Linked DNA regions of Homo sapiens: region 2 is linked to region 1. Evidence: read pairs that join two places in POLR2A ChIA-PET (ENCODE). Cell type or tissue: IMR-90. All regions are shown on one strand. Links, peaks and the distances in the headings refer to the core of each region. The heading gives the core; the rest is flanking DNA. Region 1 overlaps LINC02568 (long intergenic non-protein coding RNA 2568). Region 2 overlaps LACTB (lactamase beta).

Evidence for each region. ChIA-PET counts read pairs that join two places held together with the same protein. Peaks named below come from ENCODE experiments on the same cell type or tissue, not always from the same donor. Only the 100,000 strongest peaks of a DNase experiment are listed, where the experiment ranks them.
Region 2: POLR2A ChIA-PET joins it to region 1 with 6 read pairs; 4 of 35 experiments call an interaction of 5 or more read pairs at or near these places.

What each region holds. Positions count from the first base shown.
Region 1 is chr15:63,418,547-63,429,542 of GRCh38, forward strand. All of the region lies in intron 4 of LINC02568 (long intergenic non-protein coding RNA 2568), which reads left to right. Among named protein-coding and RNA genes, the nearest start is that of LINC02568, 34 kb to the left of the region's middle. In IMR-90, for the core only: no CTCF peak of the experiment used is centred there; no DNase peak of the experiment used is centred there.
Region 2 is chr15:63,128,018-63,137,766 of GRCh38, forward strand. It overlaps LACTB (lactamase beta), which reads left to right. Exons shown (of 6, transcript NM_032857.5): 5 at 1,468-1,633. Among named protein-coding and RNA genes, the nearest start is that of LACTB, 11 kb to the left of the region's middle. In IMR-90, for the core only: no CTCF peak of the experiment used is centred there; DNase peaks (open chromatin) are centred at 5,984 and 7,974; H3K27ac peaks cover 2,820 bases.

The DNA.
Region 1 (10,996 bases), core at 1,180-9,179:
ACAACAGTTTCCTCCATTATAAGACGAAAATAATTACAATATCTGCTCCGGAGGACGTTGCAAAGTTTACATGGGATAATAAGAATGAAAACATTTTATGCTCATAAACATTTTGAATCTCAATTAGTTTCCAATAGAAATAATGCTATATAAATCTTGGTTAAGTTCCCAGACCAACTCTCAAAAGTTTTTAACCCCAAATAGAACTGAACTAGAGTATAAATACTGCCAGCCTGAATTCTGGGTCCTAGGAGGAGGAGGCCACAGGACATACGAGGCACGAGGTGGGAATAGGGTTTCCTTTCTCCTTTCCCAAGTACGGGATGGCCCTAGGAATATCTAGGAGATGGGAGAAACTTCCCTCTGCCGCTCTCTCTAGATCCAAGTGTGATCCTCGGATTGCCTGCATTAGAATTCATTTATTCAACAGAAATGTACTGAAAGCCGCAATGGGCCAAGCATCTGTTCTTGGCCCCTGTCCCACATTGGGAATCAATCTCTGACAGTAGGCTCCGGGAAGCTATCATTTTTAACAAGCTCTCCAAGAAAGTAGGATGCACAATAAAGTCAGATTCCTGTGCTGGGCTGAGTTTCCTTGAATTTAGGATGCCCTAAGCCATCCAGACCAAGGCCGGACAAAAGTATCTATTACCTACCTCCCCTCCAACCAACAAAATTCCCTTCCCCTCAGTGCAACTCCTGTCTGCTCAGTAATAAAAGGAACATATAGCATCTTGCACTGCTCCTGAACATCTCTATGTTTTCCAGATTTTCTTGTTTGATATTTTAAAGTTAAGAAGAGAATATAAATAGCAACATAGGCAAGGCTGGATCTTATAATTCCCTGTATTTCCCCGATCAGGGCTCTATTAGAATTGCATTCAACGTTTGTTTATTGTCTCTCTCCCTCTTGAACACAAGCTCCTTTGTCTGCGATATTCCTAGTGCCTTACACAGTGGCTGCCACCTAGTAGGTGCTCAATAAAAATCAGTTGAAAGTTGTAAAAGAGAACAGTAATCTCCGGAAGTTAAGATTCCCACATGGTTGCTGATACTCGCAGGCGTAGTCAAATTTTTCAGAGTCTGCCTTTAAGCCCTTAATGGATGCCTGATAATTCTCTGCAGTTTCTGACAGATAAATTAAGAGAAAATAAGAGTCCAAGCCATGTGAAGGAAGACGATTTGGGACTCAGAGGCCATTGTAAGGCAGGCTGGCCCTGGGAACAACCCTGCAACAGGCTCTTGCTTTACCGCCCCTTCCTGGTTCTACACCTGAGCGCTGGACCTACCCCGCCCAGGCCCACTGAGGCCCAGGCACCCCCAACACTTCTGACTTGGATGAAGTGCTATGCCATGGGCCACGGGATCTGGCTTCTCTAGTGGCCGTCCATAGGAGGCAGGAACTCCATCTAAAAATATGAGTGAGTTGAAGCCCCGTGGGTGAACTTTGACCAATGAGAGATGGGGGATAAGATCCTGCAGATAAATTCGTTTCTTCCTCACATCCCAAAAAGACTGTTTTGAGGCACAGTGGCCCCATGTGCCTCTCTGGAGATCTGCCATGTGAACCCAAATGCTTTGTGTTTCTTGTGAAGCTTCAGCCAGCTTGGCAACATCATCATGAGATTACTTTCCTGCCTGTTATGGGTTGAATTGTGCCCCCACAAACATATGTTGAAGTCCTAACCCCCAGTACCTCAGAATGTGAACTTGTTTGGAAATAGGATCATTGCAGATGTAATAAAAGACGAGGTTATACTGGAGTTGGGTGGGTCCTTAAGCCAAGGTGACTGGTGTTATAAGAAGATGAGAGACACACAGACACAGACACAAGGGGAGAACGCTATGTGACAACAGAGGCCGAGATGGGCATTACACCACCACAAGCCAAAGAACATCTGGGGCTACCAGAAACTGGAAGAGACAAGGAAGGATCCTCCTCCTAGAAGCTTCCAAGGAAGCATGGCCCTGCCGGCAGCTTGCCTTCATATTTCTAGCCTCCAGAACTGTGGGAGAATACCTTTCTGTTGTTTTAAGCCATCCCGTATGTATTAGCAGTACTTTGTTATGGCAGCACTTGGAAATTAGTACACCATCTCACTTCCATTTTCCGCTGACTCATGCTGTGCTCTGAGATTGTCCCTCCATAAAGTGTTAGCACAGAAACTTTGCCTTAGGCTTTGTTTTCTAAGGCAGTTAACAAGGTTATATATATGTATGTGTGTGTGTACGAGTTAAAGTCCATAGTGAACTTAGATCAATGATAGATGATTTTTAATATATATGCATTTACAAGCATAATATATATGCATTTACAAGCATAATATATATAATACATATAATGCATTGACTATATATGCATTACAAGCATATATATATATATGCTTAAATTATTTTTGAAGGGACACATAAGAAACTGGTAAAAAGGGTTGCCCCTAGGGAGGAGAAGTAGGGGGCTGTGGGACAAGGACAGATGAGAGAATTTTGTTTTCCTTTTTGTACCCTTGTCATGGTGGATGATATGGGTTTGTTAGTTGTTTATTTAAGGTAAATTTAAAACATTTTAAAGATAATGGCCTAGGAGGGTCTCTGAGGCTCTAAGAAGGACAAAAAGAGTATAGAGGGACTTGTGCAGACCTGGTAACAGGTAAGGGAGGTGTGTGGATGTCCCAAAAGATGCCAGCAAATTCTGGACCAAAGGCTAGTCAAGATGAATTAAGTTTCAGGAAATAAACAAGGGCAGGTGTCTCTCTCCACTACGGAGCTAACACTTGAGCAACCCCAGGACAGAGGAGAACTCCCCAGAGAGAAGAAAGAGAAGGAGAAAATACTGACTTGAGCAAGCTTAAAACTAAAATGACCAAGAAACACATTTAAGTGTCTGAATTTGCTTAGAATTGACTATTTTGTTATTGTTGTTTATATTTAATCAGTAGTTAAAATGGGAGCTCAAGATATTGTTTAAATTACAGAAAAACAAAATTCGATATTTGGGGGATACTCAAGGTTATAGCTTGGGAAATATTATACCCACACCTGTTATTTGGTTTAATCCTCTCAACCACCTGTATAAGGTTAGTATCCCCATTTTACAGATGAGAAAACCAAGACCTAGAGAAGTTCAATGACTTAATCAAGATTATACAACTTTGAGGACAGGCATAGTGGCTCACACCTATAATCCCAGCACTTTGGGAGGTGGAGGAGGGCAGATCATCTGAGGTCAGATGTTCGAGACCAGCCTGGCCGACATGGTGAAACCCCATCACTACTAAAAATACAAAAATTAGCTGGGTATGGTAGCACAAGCATGTAATCCCTGCCCCTCAGGAGCCTGAGGCATGAGAATCACTTGAATGCAGGAGGTGAAGTTTGCAGTGAGCCAAGATCGTGCCATGGCACTCCAGCCTGGGCTACTGAGTGAAACTGTCTCAAAAAAAAAGATTATACAACTTCTAAGTGTTAGAGCTGGCACTTGAATCTAGGCGCATGTAGACTCCAAACCTGATCCTCTCTTCCAGACTCCAGATTTCTTTTTGAGTGGGGTTTATTCCAGCATTTCTAAGAGAGGTTCACACATCTGTCAACTAAGAGGCTGGTTGGCTCTTAAGGACCAAATCATGCTCTTGGGTTGGGGGTAGAAGAGGCAGAATCAGGGGAGGAATGGAAGACATAGAGGGAGAGACGTGAACTTCCACTCCCATCCATCTCTGTATCCCTTCTTGAAGAAGGGTCTCTTGTCTAAATGGCTCCCTCTTCCTTCAACACAATTTGATCTAAGTATGTCTCTCATTCTACCCTAATTCCTGACAACCCAGTGTTTTGGGGGCCTGATTTAAAATGGCTTGAAGCCAGACGTGGTGGCTTACACCTGTAATCCCAGCACTTTGGGAGGCCGAGGTGGGCAGATCACTTGAGGTCATGACTTCGAGACCAGCCTGGCCAACATGGTGAAACCTCGTCTTTACTAAAAATACAAAAATTAGCCGGGCATGGTGGCAGGAGCCTGCAATCCCAGCTACTCAGGAGGCTGAGGCAGGAGAATCGCTTAAACGCAGGAGGGAGGCAGAGGTTGCAGTGAACCGAGATCGCGCTACTGCACTCCAGCCTCAGCAACAGAGACTCCGTCTCAATGAAAAAATTAAAGTTAAAATTAAATTAAATGGCTTGAGTTGACAGGATAGACCATTGTTCACACAACAGGATATCTGTTATTGCCAGAGCACCGCCCAAGGTACAATCTGTGTGTGCCTTGACGGTAATTTTCCTAAAGGCAAACTAGGTATGAGGTCTCAGTTATTCCTGAATAGGACTAAGAGTCAGGAGGATACAGATGAACTTTCCTCCACCGAGGTATTAATAATTATTTCTTAAATAAGTAGATGGATGGAGGATGGATGGATGGAAGGATGGATGGATGATGGGTAGATGATGATTAGACGGATGGACTATCTACTCAGGACCTCTGTTCGTTCTTCACTATCCTTTAATTTATGGTGGCTTACATCATTTCCTTGTTTCCGCCTTCTATGCTTGCTTCACTCAGAGATGGATCTAACACTGCACTAAAATGCGTCCCCTGTCTGTCACAGACTATTCTCTCAGCTTGACTTTATACAATTCAAAGGATTCTGCTTCAGACCAGTTCTGTGTGATTAAAGGGCAACAATATTTCTGGTGCACACTTGTAGATCGTTTATACAAAAATAAAAAGGATAACTGAGACTATGGAAACTGGAAATTATTTGTCCTAATTATGGATAGTAATAGGAGAGCTTTGTGTTCACTAAACACGCCCGCCCGCTTGGCCCCCAGAGTTACTGAGTTCATCTCTGTTTTTATGTTTTGGCCTGCTATCTGGCCCTCCAGGATAGTTAACTCATTTTCCATCACTCCTTTCTTGCACTTTCCATTCCCGTTGAACTGAACCACTTGGTCTGATTTTCTTTTTCTTCTCAGTTATCAAGAGAAAGGTTCTATAATCTCAAACTATAATTGTGGATCTGACTATAACTCCTTGCAGTTCTGTGAGTTTTTGCTTCATGTATTTTGAAGCTGTTTTGAGGTATATAAATCATTAAGATTATGTCATCTTGATGAATTGACCCCTTTATCATTATGAAATTATCTTCTTTATCTCTAGTAATATTCTTTGTTCTGAAATCTATTTTGTCTGGTATTGATATAACCACATTAGTTTTGTTTTGACAAGTGTTAACATGACATATCTTTTCCCATCCTTTCACCTTTAAGCTATTTATGTATTTATTTATATTTAAACTGAGTTATTTTCCTTCTTTTTTTTTTTTTTTTTTTTCTGGAGATGGAGTTTCACTCTGCCACCCAGGCTGGAGTGCAGTGGCCTGATCTTGATTCACTGCAGCCTCCACCACCTGGGTTCAGACAGTTCTCCTGCCTTAGCCTCCTGAGTAGCTGGGACTACAGGTGTCCAACACCACACCCAGCTAGTGCTTTTTTTTTTTTTTTTTTTTTTGTACTTTTAGTAGAGACAGGGTTTCACCATGTTGGCCAGGCTGGTTTCAAACTCCTGACCTGAAGTGATCCACCCACCTCGGCCTCCCAAAGTGCTGGGATTACAGGCCTGAGCCACTGTGCCTGGCCTAAAGTGGGTTTCTTACACAGAGCACATAGCTGAGTCTTGCTTTTTCTTATCCAACATGGCAGTCCCTGCTTTAGTTTCAATATTTAGCCTGTTTACATTTATCATGATTATTCACATGGTTATTATAAACACTATAACATTTATCATGATTATAACACATGCTATGTGTTTTCTATTTCTCCCATCTATTTTTTACTCACATTTCCCTCTTGTTCTTGTTTTTTTTAAGTAATTGGGTATTTTTCATGACTCTATTTTTATCTTCTTTGTTGACTTATTAGCTATAACTGTTTGCTTGCTATTTTAGTGGTTGTGTTCGGATTTATAGTATGCACCTTTAACTTATTGCTTACCTTTAAGTTATATCATATCACTTCATATATAAGAGTCTTACAACAAGGCCTGTCACGGTGGCTCATGCCTGTAATCCCAACACTTTGGGAGGCCAAGGCGGGTGTATCGCTTGAGCTCAGGAGTTCGAGACCAGCCTGGGTAATATGTAACCCCATCTTTACAAAAAATACAAAAATTAGCTGGGCGTGGTGGCGCATGCCTCTAGTCTCAGCTACTCAGGAGGCTGAGTTAGGAGAATCACTTGAGCCTGGGAGGTTCAGGCTGCAGTGAGTGGTGATCACACCACTGCACTCCAGCCTGGGTGACAGTTAAGACCCTGTCTCAAAAAAAAGAAAGAAAGAAAAGAAACTTACTACAGTATATTTCTATCTCTCCCCTCCGGGCCTTTGTAGTATTGTTGTTATAGATGTACCTCTACATAATTATTAAATTATTTTTGCTTTAAACAGTCAATTATCTTTTTTTTTTTTTTTTTTGAGACAGAGTCTTGCTCTGTCACCCAGGCTAGAGTGCAGTGGCATGATTTCGGCTCACTGCAACCTCTGTCTCCTGGGTTCAAGTGATTCTCCTGCCTCAGCCTCCCGAGTATCTGGGATTATAGCCACCCGCCACTGCGCCTGGCTAATTTTTGTATTTTTAGTAGTGACGGGGTTTCACCATGTTGGCCAGGCTGGTCTTGACCTCCTGACCTTGTGATCCACCCGCCTCAGCCTCCCAAAGTGCTGGGATTACAGGCGTGAGCCACCGTGCCCGGCAACAGTCAATTATCTTTTAAAGAGACTTAGCTAAGAAGAAAAAAGTATTTAAATTGTCTATATAGTTGTCATTTCTGGTGCTCTTTATCCTTTAGGTAGATCCATGTTTCCATCTGGTATCATTTTTCTTCTGCTTGTGAGACTTCCGATAACATTTCTTGCAGAGTTAAGTCTGCTGCTGAGGTTATTCTTTCAGCCTTTGTAGATCTGAAAAAGTATTTCACCTCTGTTTTTGAAAGACACTTTCTTTGAGTGTGGATCTCTCATTTGACAGGGCTTTTTGTTTTGTTTTCTGTTTAGTACATTAAAGATGTCATTCCACTGTCTGCTAGCTTGCTCTGCTTTCATGAGAAATCTTCTGTCATCCTTACCTTCATTTCTCTGTATATAAATGTGTCTTTTTTCTCAGCTGCTTTTGATTAAGTGTGATGTGCCTTGGGGTTGTTTTTTTTCATGTTTCTGTGCTTGGGTCTGTTAAGTTTCTCAGTTCGGCGAGTTTACAGTTTCCCTCAAACTTAGAACATTTTTGACTAATATTATTTTTGGCATACCAGCCCCATTTCAAGGACTCCATTCTCCAATTCCACTTACATTAGGCCACTTGAAGTTATCCCACAGTTCACTGATGCTTTGTTATTCTCCTCTGCAAAGTATACTGTGTTACTAGTCCTATTGAGTGCAATTTTTCATTTCAGACATTGTAGTTTTCATCTCTAACAGCTCAATTTAGGTTTATTTGATATCGTCCATGTCTTTCTGTCATGTTCAGTCTTTCCTCTAGCTTCTTGAAATATGGAATATGTAATAATAACTTTTACAATGTGTTATATACAAATTCTATCATCCGTGTTATTTCTGGGTCAGTTTTGACTAATTGACTTTTCTCTTCATTCTAGGTTGAATTTTCCTGCTTTTTTGCATGCCTGGTGCTTTTTGCTTGAATGCCAAATATTGTCAATTTTACTTTGTTAGATATTGAATAGTATTGTATTCATACAAATATTCTTAAGCTTTGTTCTGGGATGCCATTAAGTTACTTGGAAAGAGTGTGATCATTTCAGGTCTTACTCTTAAACTTTGTTAGGCCAGGTCAGAGCTGCATTTAATTTAGGGTTAATTTTCCCCCCTCCTACCAATGCAAGATACTCCTTGGTACTCTAATAAATGCTGCCTGAATTACGAGGTTTTCCACTCTGGCTGCTGGGAAGAGGCATTTTCTGAGGCTCTCTGTGAGTACCCTCTGAGTACCATTCCCTCAAATCCTTTTGGGTGGCTCTTTATCTGGTTATTGGGGCATCAGTTTCCAATTCCTGCTGTAATAAATACCACAAACTTAGTGACTTGAAACACCACAAGTGTATTATCCCCAAATCAAGGTGTCAGCAGGGCTACATTCCTTCTGGAGGCTCTAGGGAAGAATCTGTTCCCTGCCTTTTCCAGGTTTATAGAGGCTGCCTGTACTCCTTGGCTTGTGGCCCCTTCTATTTCAAGGCCAGCAGCATAGCATCTTCAAATCAATCTCTCTCTCTCTCTTAGTCTCTCTGACCGCTGCTTCTGTCATGTCACATCTTACTCCCTCTTATGATTACACTGGGCCCACCAGGATGATCCAAGGTAACTTTCCATCTCAATCTCCTTAGCCTAATGGCATGTGCAAAGTTCTTTTTGCCCCGTAAGAGATTCCAGAGATTAGACATAGACGTCTGGGGTGGGAGGGATTATCCAGTCTGTAAAATGGTCCATTACATATGATTCTTGATAGTTACTACACCAATGTCATCTTAGTCTATGTAGCCAACATCATGACACAAACTATTAGTATTTTTTTAAGTGATTTTGTTTGTTTTCTCAAACTGACCCAGTCTCACAAGTCTGTAACAGCTTAACCTTCCAGAAAGCATGCTCAGCATGACAGAGCTGGGACCATGGAATGCCTTTCTCTGGCAAACAATAGAGATGCCCAATGATGCTAATCTTCTGTGGTAGGAACAGTCAGGGAGAAACAGTAATTCTTTTAGGCCCATGCAACTTTTGAATGTTTATATAACTCAAGTTACTTAAGACAACTAATTTGGAGGGCAACTTGACAACATCTAACAAAATTGAAGACATACATACCCTCTGACCCAAGAACTCTGCTCTAAACATTGACCTTAAAACTCCCACATGTACACGAAGAGACTTATACAAGAAAGTCCATTACAACTTAGTTAGCAGTAGCACAGAATTGGAAACATTGATAGGAGGATGGATAAACTGAGATTTAATCATTGTCTGAGTTCTCTAAAAAACAGACTCTGAGACAAAGATACAAGTAGTTTATGTGGGACGTGGTCTCAAATGTTTGACAGCAAAATATGATACTAAGGAAGAAGCCAACAAGCCACAAGTTGTGTTCTTGTGGTAGACATGGATGTGCTGCCCAGATTCCCCTTCAGGAAGCTGCAGGGGTTGGCATCGGCAGAGGGCCTCCAGCTGTCAGCTCCCCCAGGGTCTGCCTCAGCCATAGACAGCAGCCTCACCCAAGGTCATGCCCACTCCAGGACAGCCCACAGCCAGGGACTGAGCAAGGCGGAGGTATAAAGACCCAGCCATTTGGGTCCACCACGAGACACTCTAATGGGTGCTACTGTACTTGCTCCCCAGCTCCCTGCAGGTTGGCCAAGGCTTTATCAGGCCAGCGTCACAGTTCTCCTCCTCCTTCTGCCCAGTCCTGTGTTCCCCCATTTCCTTTTGGAGGTGTTGATTCCTAATAAACATCTTACATCCCAAATTCCAGCTCAGTTTCTGCTTCTGGAAAACCTGGCCTGAGATGATTATCAAGGAAGTTACCACTGTGGGCAGTGAACAGCAGCTTAATCCTGCTGGGAAATTCTAGGAGGCAGTGTAGAGTGAGGCCTCAGAGTTATCCTCCCTAAGGAGCAAGGGAGCTGGGGTATTTATCTACCAACTTCCATCAGTCATTGGTGAGGGCTATTCCTGGGGGCTGTTAAATCCCAGGCTTTTGGGCCTGCTCCATGTAGCAACAGATCATGCTCCAACAGTCAAGAAAGCCCGTGGACAATGATGTGTGGGTGCTGGCAGTGGGAGCCAGAGAAATGCTGAGTGCTCAGAGGATATAGGCAGGCAAGACACCAACAGAGATTGCTACATTCACAGAAAGGAATATTAAACAGCAGTGATGATGAATTAGCTATTTGCATCAATATGGATGAATCTGTCTGCGGCCATACCACCCTGAACATGCCCAAACTTGTCAATATGGATGAATCTCACCAAAACAATATTGAGTGAAAAAAACAAGGTTCAGAAGAATCTAAACAGTATTATATAAATTGGAGAAAAATTTAAAACATGCAAAACAAGAATATTTTTAAGAAAGATACACACACACATACATATATATAGCAAAAGTAGAAAAATACGATGAACAGTAAATTCAGGAGAGTCATAGTATCAACAAAGAGGGAGGGATGGAATGGAATCAGGAATCAGGAGGAGGCCTTGACTACATCTTAAATGTTTTAAATTTTTTGCTGGGTAGAAGTTACACATATGACCATTATATTATATTCTAATTTTTTTTGTATGTCCAAAATTTAAAAAAATAAAACATTGTAATAAACAGGCCAGACTCAGTGCCTCATACCTGTAATCCTAGCACTTTGGGAGGCCAAAGTGAGAGAATCACTTGAGCCCAGGAGTTGAAGACCAGCCTGGGCAACAGCGAGACCCCATGTCTACAAAAACTTTAAAAAATTAGCCTGGCATGGTGGCACATGCCTGTAGTCCCAGCTACTTGGGAGGCTGAGGAGGGAGGATCACTTGAGCCCAGGAGTTTGAGGCTGCAGTGAGTTATGATTGCACTACTTCACTCCAGCCTGGGCAGCAGAGTGAGAACTTAAAAATAATTATAATAAACAAAGTAAAATCTTATTTAAAAAATTCAAATGATCTGAAAGACATGAGGATTGGCCATTGTGAAAAAAAAAAGACTTGTTTTGTTTTTAACTAAAAATAGCATTAAGGATATTTTTAAATGTAAAAACTCTTTCATGACAAGGGTATAAGAAAATGTGATAGGCGCTACCACTGGAGAGCTGAAATACTTTCAACTTCACTCTTTTTTTTTTTTTTTTTACTTTTATGTTAGGTTCAGGGGTACGTGTGCATGTTTGTTACATAGGTAAACTTGTGTCATGGGGGTTTGTTGTACAGGTTGTTTTGTCACTCAGGTACTAGGCCTAGGACCCAGTAGTTATTT
Region 2 (9,749 bases), core at 1,600-9,599, 290 kb before region 1:
TAGTATTTAGTTAGAATTTAAATTGCTCAACTTATTTTGTGCCTTTATTTCTTAAAGAAATGAGTGTTCATCACTAATTTTTTGCCAAAAATCTGCTCTATACAAATAATTATCTTTGTTTTATTTTTTGATTTGGTGCCTATTGAAGCTACTTAATATCTAAATTTACCATAGTTTGATATACTTATATTCATTTTTCATTTTAAAAGCTTTTAGTTGAATAGATATTTTATAGATATGACTAATAAGAGCAAATAAGATATAATTATGGATTTTATCTTAAAAATAAAGTTCCATGCTGGGCACAGTTGGCTCACGCCTATAATCCCAGCACTTACAGAGGGAAAAGTGGGAGGATCGCTTGAGCCCAGGAGTTTAAGACTAGTCTGGGCAACAAAGCAAGGCCCTGTTTCTCCAAAAAAAATTTTAAATTAGCCAGGTTCAGTGGCCTGTGTGTGTAAGTAGTCCTAGCTACTCAGGAGGCTGAGGCGGGAGGATCCCTGAGCCCAGGAGTTCAAAGTTGTAGTGGGTTGTGATCATACCACTTTACTCTAGCTTGGGCAACAGCAAGAGCAAGACCCTGTCTCAAACCAGTTTGAGTTTGTCCAGAACCCAAAATGATATAAAGTTATTTATTTGAAATACTATGTATATTTGAATATATATTTAAATTCAAATATGTATTTGAAACAAAGTTTGTGTGCCTACATTTATTTTATTTTATTTTATTTATTTATTTATTTTGAGATGGAGTCTGGCCCTGTCACCCAGGCTGGAGTACAGTGGCGGGATCTCAGCTCACTGCAAACTCTGCCTCCTGGGTTTAAGCGATTTTCCTTCTTCAGCCCCCTGAGTAGCTGGGATTATGGGTGCCCGCCACCACACCTGGCTAATTTTTGTATTTTAGTAGAGACAGGGTTTCACCATGTTGGCCAGGCTGGTCTCGAACTCCTGACCTCAGGTGATCCTCCCCCCTTGGCCTCCCAAAGTGCTAGGACACAGGAGTGAGCCACCGCTCCTGACCCATATATTTTATTAAAATAAGAACGTGTTTGCCCATTTATGCCCTAAACAATGAGTAGAGGTATATTAAGAACAAAGTTGACTCAAGAAATCAAATTTGCTTTTCTTTTCTTTCTGTTCCTGTTTTGTTGTCACTTTGAAATATTTTTGTTTTGTTTTGAGGTAGGATTTATTTGCTTACTTTATTATCAGAGAAAGGAGCAGATTTATGTGAAATGTTAAGTATGCTGATCATAATTTTATTCTTGTGTTAAGGACTTGGAATAAGGACAGTTGCAAAGTTAACTCAATTTGTTGATGTATTGCCTGTGTTCTTTTTCTGAATGCTGAAGTAAAATATTCCAGTTTTAAAAGTATGCCAATTTTCAGTGGGAATATATTTTATATGTTTTTGAATAATAATCAAGTATTTTATTTTTTTCCTCCTCGCAATGATGTCTCAAGGTAGTCAGTTTTTGTATTCAACTTTTGGCTATACCCTACTGGCAGCCATAGTAGAGAGAGCTTCAGGATGTAAATATTTGGACTATATGCAGAAAATATTCCATGACTTGGATATGCTGACGACTGTGCAGGAAGAAAACGAGCCAGTGATTTACAATAGAGCAAGGTAAATGAATACCTTCTGCTGTGTCTAGCTATATCGCATCTTAACACTATTTTATTAATTAAAAGTCAAATTTTCTTTGTTTCCATTCCAAAATCAACCTGCCACATTTTGGGAGCTTTTCTACATGTCTGTTTTCTCATCTGTAAAGTGAAGGAAGTAAAACATGTTTATAAAGTACACTAAGACCCTTTGATGAAAGATAGCAATAATATTAATAATTCAAACATGAATAACTAAACCAAAATTGCACCCACCATGAGCATCTGTAATTTGCTCTTTAACCATTCCTTTTTTAGGTTTTAACTAATACTTTGTTTACGTGTTATTAGTTTTTAATTGTTTTCATACTGTTTTGAAATAATTTTATACTTATAGAAAAGTTGCAAGAGTAGTACAAAGGATTCACATATCCTCTTTACTCAGATTCCCTTAATGTTAGTTTACCGCATTTGCATTACCTTTCTGTCTACATATGTGTTTGTTTCTGAACCATTTGGAAATAAGTTGTAGACGTGATACCCCTTTACCTATAAATATTTACATGTGTATTTTCTAAAAACAAGGACATTCAGGGCCGGGTGCAGTGGCTCACGCCTGTAATCCCAACACTTTGGAAGGCCGAGGTGGGTGGATCACCTGAGGTCAGGAGTTCAAGACCAGCCTGGCCAATGTGGTGAAATCAACCCTCTCTCTACTAAAAATGCAAAAATTAGCCAGGTGTGGTGGCGGGTGCCTATAATCCCAGCCACGCGGGAGGCTGAGGCAGGAGAATCGCTTGAACCCAGGAGGTGGAGTTGCAGTAAGCCAAGATCGTGCCCCTGCACTTCAGGCTGGGCGAAAGAGTGAGACTCCATGTCAAAAAAGGAAAAAAAAAAAAAAAAAAAGGACATTTGGGAAATTAACATAGATACAATGCTTTTATTAAATCTACAGACCTTACTCAAATTTTGCCAGTTGTTCCAATAATGTCCTTTATAGCAAAAGAGCAGAAAAACTTTTTTTTCTGGTCTAGGATCTAATCCATGATCTCACATTGCATTTACTTGTCATATCTATCAGAAGTCACTTGACATCAGTTTGTCCCATTATTGCTGATGGTATTTTAATCACTTTTTGAGGTGGTGCCTGTCAGGTTATTGTAAAGTTACTATTTTTACTTTATAATTAACAAGTATATTTGGAGGAGATAATTTGAGATGATGTAAAAATCCTCTTTCTCATCAAACTTTCTACTAGTTTTAGCATCTATCAGTGATTCATGACTGAATCAGTTATTACAGTGATGGTTGTCAAATGGTGATTTTCTAATTCCATCATCCATTCTGTATTTATCAGTTGGCATTCTATTATAAGAAGGTGCGGGCCGGGGCGGTGGCTCACGCCTGTAATCCCATCACTTTGGGAGGCTGAGGTGGGCGGATCACATGAGACCAAGTTTGAGACCAGCCTGGCCAACATGGCGAAACCCCATCTCTACTGAAAATACAAAAAATCAGCCGGGCATGGTGGCATACACTTGTAATCTCGGCTGCTCGGGAGTCTGAGGCAGGAGAATCTCTTGAACCCAGGAGGCAGAGGTTGCAGTGAGCCAAGATCATGCCACTGCACTCCAGCCTGGGCGACAAAGTGAGACTCCATCTCAGAAAAAAAAGTGCTTTCCCTTCTCTCTTATTTATTTATTCATACCAGTATGCACTCATGGATTCTTATTTTAGTCAATGAGTTATAATCTGTCACTGTCATTATTTAATATGTTGCTTTTAAAATAGTATATGAAATAATAAAACTGTAACAGTAAATGGTTATTAGATTGCTTACCTATATGTGTATTTTTTGTTTTGTTTTGCCTTACATTTGTAAATATTTATTAAGCAAATACTACATGCCACATACTATACCACATAATAGAGCTAACCTGACATAGCTCCTGCCCTCCAGGAGCTTACAGACCAACATCTAGCAAATAATTCAATTAAGTACATACATTTTCTTTCAAAAAGAATACATGTTATGACTAGGCACAGTGGTTCACACCTGTAATCCCAGCACTTTGGGAGGCCAAGGCAGGAGGATTGCTTGAGCCCAAGAGTTTGAGACTAGCTAGGGCAACATAGTGAGACCCCGTCTCCACAAAAAATACAAAAATTAGCCAGGCATGGTGGTGCGTGCCTGTAGTCCTAGTTACTCGGGAGGCTGAGGTGGGAGGATTGTTTGATCCCAGAAGGTGGAGGTTGTAGTGAGCTGAGGTCGCCCCACTACACTCTAGTCTGAGTAACAGAGCAAGACTCTGTCACCGCCCCCAACAAAAAAAAAAAAGAATATGATGATTATGTAACATAGTTATCAGTGGGGCCACACTGCCCTTTAGATATGTAGCTAACATGGTAATCCCCTAATTTCTTTTTGTAATTATTATTTTAGATTCAGGGTGTACATGTGCAGGTTTGTTACATGGATATTATATAATGCTGAGGTTTGGACTTAAATTGAACCTGTCACCCAAATAATGAGCTTAGTACCTAATAGGTAGTTTTTTAACCCTTGCCCTCCTCCCTGCGTCCCCCTTTTTTGAGTCCTTGGTGTCTCTTGTTTCCATCTTTATGTTCACGTGTACCCAGTGTTTAGCCCCTACTTACAAGTGAGAATATGTGGTATTTGATTTCCTGTTTCTACATTAATTCACTTAGGATAATGGCCTCTAGCTACATTTATGTTGCTGCAAAGGACATGATTTTGTTCTTTTTTATGTATATGTGTAGATATTTAATTGAATGATTTTCTGCTTTATTTTGTGTGTGTTGATAGTAAACATTAAAATGCTCTTCTTATTTGGATTATGCAGACCTCTGCTACATGCCATTAATAAGAGTAATTAAGATTTTGGGGGCGGGGCAAGGTGGCTCACACCTGTAATCCCAGCACTTTGGGAGGCTGAAGCAGGTGGATTGTCTGAGCTCAGGAGATCAAGACCAGCCTGGGTAATATGGTAACACCCCATCTCTACCAAAAGTACAAAAAAAATTAGCCAGGCATGGTAGTGTGTACCTGTAGTCCTGACTACTTGGGAGGCTGAGTTGGGAGGATCACTTGAGCCTGGGAACTTGAGGCTCCACTGAGCTGTGATTGCACCACTGCACTCCAGCCTGGGCAAGAGAGCGAGACCCCATTTAAAAAAAATTTTTTTTTGATATATTATAAAAATACAAAGCAATATCTAAAATAATTGAACACTTAAAAACTATCTGGGTATAAACACTGTTTTACAGTGAGGCATCCTTAGGTACTTTTTAATAAGTTTTAAGATTTAAAACATTTAAACGACATTTTCTCTCCATTTTCTTTTACAGCTTTTAAATATAAACTATCAAGTTGAAGTTACTTACGTAAATTTGAATTGGGTGTTCAAACAAAATTCTAGGCAAATTGCTTAAGCAGACTTTAATATTTTATGGAGAGGCTTTAGAACAGATTTTGACAAGTTAACTAGAATTTTTACCCTTAGGAGTGAAAAATGCTATGATTTTATATAATTTCATATTTGATTCATTTACCACTATAATAGGAAAGGGTTTAGTCAGCTTTTTAGCCTTTACAAATTTTATATTTTAATTTATGCTTTCTCTTATGGAGACATTTTCTATGACTTAGAGTTTTAACTACTAATTTACATAATCTAAAATAACTCTGGCCAGGTGCTGTGTGGCTCATGCCTGTAATCCCAGCACTTTGAGAGGCCAAGGCAGGAGGATCATTTGAGGCCAGGAGTTTGAGACCAGCCTTGGCAACAGAGTGAGACCCCATCCCTACAAAAATTCTTTAAAAAATTAGGCGGGCATAGTAGCGCACACCTGCGGTCCTAGTTAATCAGGAGGAGAGGATCACTTGAGCCCTGGAGTTTCAGGCTGCAGTGAGCTATGATTATACCCTGCTCTCCAGCCTGGGTGACAAAGCAAGATCCTGTCTCTAAACGTTAATTAATTACTTAGTTAATTAAATAAAACAAGCACAAGACTATATGAAAGTGCTAAAAAATTTCCATGTTCAGCTGAGATGAGACAGGATTAAAGTAATGTGAACTAAATACAGATTTCTTGTCTGAACTGGTATACTTCAAAAAACACACATGGAAGTATTGAATTTTAAAATTATAAACATTTGAGCTTATTTTGTAGAGAAAAATTTGAGACACAGTATTAGCAAATGCGATAAAGATTTGTTTGACTTTTTAAAGTAATTTGGGGTTTTATTATTAGAGGAAAAAGTATTTGGAAAGCAAATACTTGGTAACTTTTCAAAAATACTTTAATTCAGAAAGAACAAAATACTTATGAAAGGGCAGTTGTGTCAAATGTTAGGAGGGTGAGTCAGAAGTTTATAAAATGGCCAGTTGAGTTATATCTTGATTATTTGTGGTCAGAATTAATTCAGTTTTTTAAGTATTTGTATTCTTTACTGATTTTTATCTGTTTACTCCTCTCTCTTCATACCATAGTGGTTTTCAAACTGTAGGTTTGTATGTCCAATTATTGAGTTGGAAAATCAGTTTAGTGGGTTGAGTACCAGGATTTCTTTTTTTTTAATGGAAAAAAATAGAATAGAATATGATAAAGTACATTGCAGGTAGTAAAGGTAAATATAAGCTTTGGGATAAAGGTTAGGCTGCTGCATTAAAGGGGCACCAAAATGCAGTGGCGTGAGGAAAATAAAAGTTTAATTCCCCCTTGCAGCATTCCTGAGGTGAGCTGTTCTGATTGGTTCCCCACAAGCCTTTAAGAGGCCAGATTCATCCATCTTACTGCTCCTCTCTCCACAGTGGTGTCCCTGTCTGTACACCTGAAGCTCAATCACAGCCCTGCAGGTGCCCCAGCCTCCTGAAAAGAGAAAGGGTATGGAGCATGTACTCAGGGCCTTAAGGTCTCCAGACTTGCAAGTGTCACACTTCATTTCTGTCCACCTTCTGTTGGCAAAAACTTAGCTGTATGGTCACACTTTGCGACAAGGGAGGCTGAGAAATGTAATTTGTAGCTGAGCAGGCATGTGCCTTGCTTTACTTTATTACTAATGAAGAAGAGTCAATTTTGTGAACAACCAGCCATCTATGCCACTGGCCACTGTGTTGCTCCATAAAACTTCTGTTTTAGAAGGGTGTGATGTGTGTGTGATGTGTGTGTGTGTGTGTGTGTGTGTGTTTTCATTCAGTCAAAAGGAGAAATATATTCCTCACTGTGGGTTGAGGTTAAAAAAAAAGTTTGAAAGCCATTCAGTGGACTATGTCAAACTAAAATTTTATTATAATTTTTGCTAGTAATTTGTGAAAGGGGCTTTGGAAGAGAATTTTGAATGTTAATTACTGATAGGAATTTTACAGTTATATTTTATTTTCCATTTTATTATTTGATTTGTTAGAAAGGTAGCACATTTAACAAATCAACTATTACTTTTACCTTGCATATTTCCATTAGTACATGCTTTACAAATGGTTTAATTGTACTTTATAAAGAAATAGATGAAATGGTGGCTTTTTTTGGAAAATTTTTTAGCTTTGTGTTCTTATCTACATACTAGTTTTGTTCAATCTTCTGTTGTATTTAAATTATAATTGTTCAATTATCAGCTTATTTAAAAGGATTAAATATGCATTGCAAATCAGTTTGTGGCCTAAAAGAGATTTCTTGGGGACCCAAAATAAATTAGATTAGCAACAAGCAATGAATTTTAATTTTTTAAATGGCCTGTGGTTCTCAACTACTTCAGACTCTTTGTGTTTATTATTTTTGGATCTAGCATTATATTTTACTGGAAAGCACAAGAAAAATGATAAATACCATTGGGAGGCCAAGAGGGGTGGATTGCTTGAGCCTCGGTGTTCAAGACCAGCCTGGGCAACATGGTGAAACCCTGTCAGACAATACAAAAAAAATCAGCCGGGCATGGTGGCATGCGCCTGTAGTCCCAGCTACTTGGAGGCTGAGCGGGGAGGATCACCTGAGCCCAGGAAGTTGATGCCGCAGTGAGCTGTGATCATGCCACTGCACTCTAACCTGATGATGGAATGAGACCCTGTCTCAAAAACAAAAGACAAATACCAGAAGTTGTCAGTTGAATCTAAAAAAAGATTCTCTAGTAAAGATGGCATGGATGTATGACCTTACTATGATTTAGATCTAGACATCTGAAAGTTTGAAAATGGACGTCTAGCTCTGTGTATAAGGGGGAGAAGGACGTTATGTCCACTCATTGAGCCTCTTTTCTAAGCTAGAAATTAAGTCTCTGTGAATGTGCAGACTGCAGAGCAGCTATTATTTCCTGTTTTCTTGATGAGTAATTAACTTGTGACTTGCGCAAAAATCAAAATATGCCATATGATGGTGAGTCAATTTCATTTTCTTTTCTTTTTTTTTTTTTTTTTGAGACAAGATCTCACTCTGTTGCCTAGGCAGGAATGCAGTGGCACAATCATACCTCACTGCAGCCTTGAACTCCCTGGCTCAAGTGATCCTCCTGTATCAGCCTTCCAAGTAGCTGGAACTACAGATGTGTGCCACCACACCTGGCTGATTTTTAAATTTTTTTGTAGAGATGAGATCTTGCTGTGTTTCCCAGGCTGATCTCCTGACCTCAAATGATCCTCCCTCCTCAGCCTCCCAAAGTGTTGGGATTACAGGCGTGAGCCTAGCTCATTTTATTTTCTATTCTTTGAAAAAAGGCGATGGGTTTCTATCTCTAGTGTTAAGGGTCCCTATCAGCTCTGAGATGCTTTTGGTTTGGTTTTTTTGTTTTGTCTTGTTTTAATTTTTGGTAGTTCTCGATGGTTCTAAAGGGTAGTTGATTCATTTTAGTTAGATAAAATGGGCTGCTGAAATAAAATAGGGCACTAAAAGAGGAAATATTGTTACCTAGGAAAATGTTTTGTCTGTTTGCTTTATTTATTTTATTTGATACAGTATCTATTTGGGCCTCTAAAACTCAACTCTGATTCTTTTTTGTAATAATTATTTTAAAGGAGTTTAAAGGCACCAGCTTTTTGGGGGAGTTCAGGGAGTAAAAGGAATCTCTTCAAAGATACAGGCAAAAATAAAACCTTGAAGTAAAACTTAATAAATATATATGTTTGGATTCATTTGTTTTATGGTACCATTTTGAGGGGAAAAAAATGTTTCCAGCTTCGTTATGTAGTCTACTGACTTGTTGGGTATAACCATAAACCTGTTTATAATATCCTGACTAAGGCTTTTTAGAGTTACTATGTTTCCAGGAGTAAATATTTCTCTTCTTTATCACTTCTCTGTGTGTTTATGCATGTGTTTAAAATAGTACCATACGGTGTCTGTCACCTGTTTAAAAGTATCTCACCAGAATCCCACCTCACAATAGCACTTAAATTCTTTTGCTCAGATTTGAGTCACAACATCACACTTAGCTGTAAGGGAGGCAAGAGAATTGTTTTTAACTGGATATGTTGTTGTCTTGAATAAAATTGGGATTTTCTTAAATGGAACAGTGGGGACACTGTTTCTGTTTAGGCACATAACTATACTGATTCTGTGTAGCAAATATACTCTGTATAGGCAAGTACACTAAATAACCCAGTAAGTGAACATCACAAAGGAGCTCAGTGAATGTTCTTGCCACTGAAAGACACTCAATTTGTTGATAGGGGAATCCTCAGTCAATGCCTCGGCTTATTATTAGAACTTGGCCATATTTTTTATGTGTTTGGCACAATGTTTGCAACAAAAATTTCTAATTTTATAACTAGATGGGATGAAAACCAAATAAAATGAATATTTTCTGGAGTGTTTGCTGCATTTTTTAATGTTTAAAATTTTTAATTTCAATTTTTATGGGTACATAGCAGCTGTATATATTTATGGGGTACGTGAGATGTTTTGATACAGGCATGCACTGCAAAACAATCACTCGTGTAAAATGAGTTATCCATCCCCTCAAGTATTTATCCTTTGTGTTACAAATGATCCAATCCTACTCTTTTAGTTATTTTAAAATGTACAATTTTTATTGACCATAATCACCATGTTGTATTCTCAAATACTGGATCTTATTGATTATTTATGTTTCTTTTGTACCCGTTAACCATCCCCCACCTTCTCTCAAC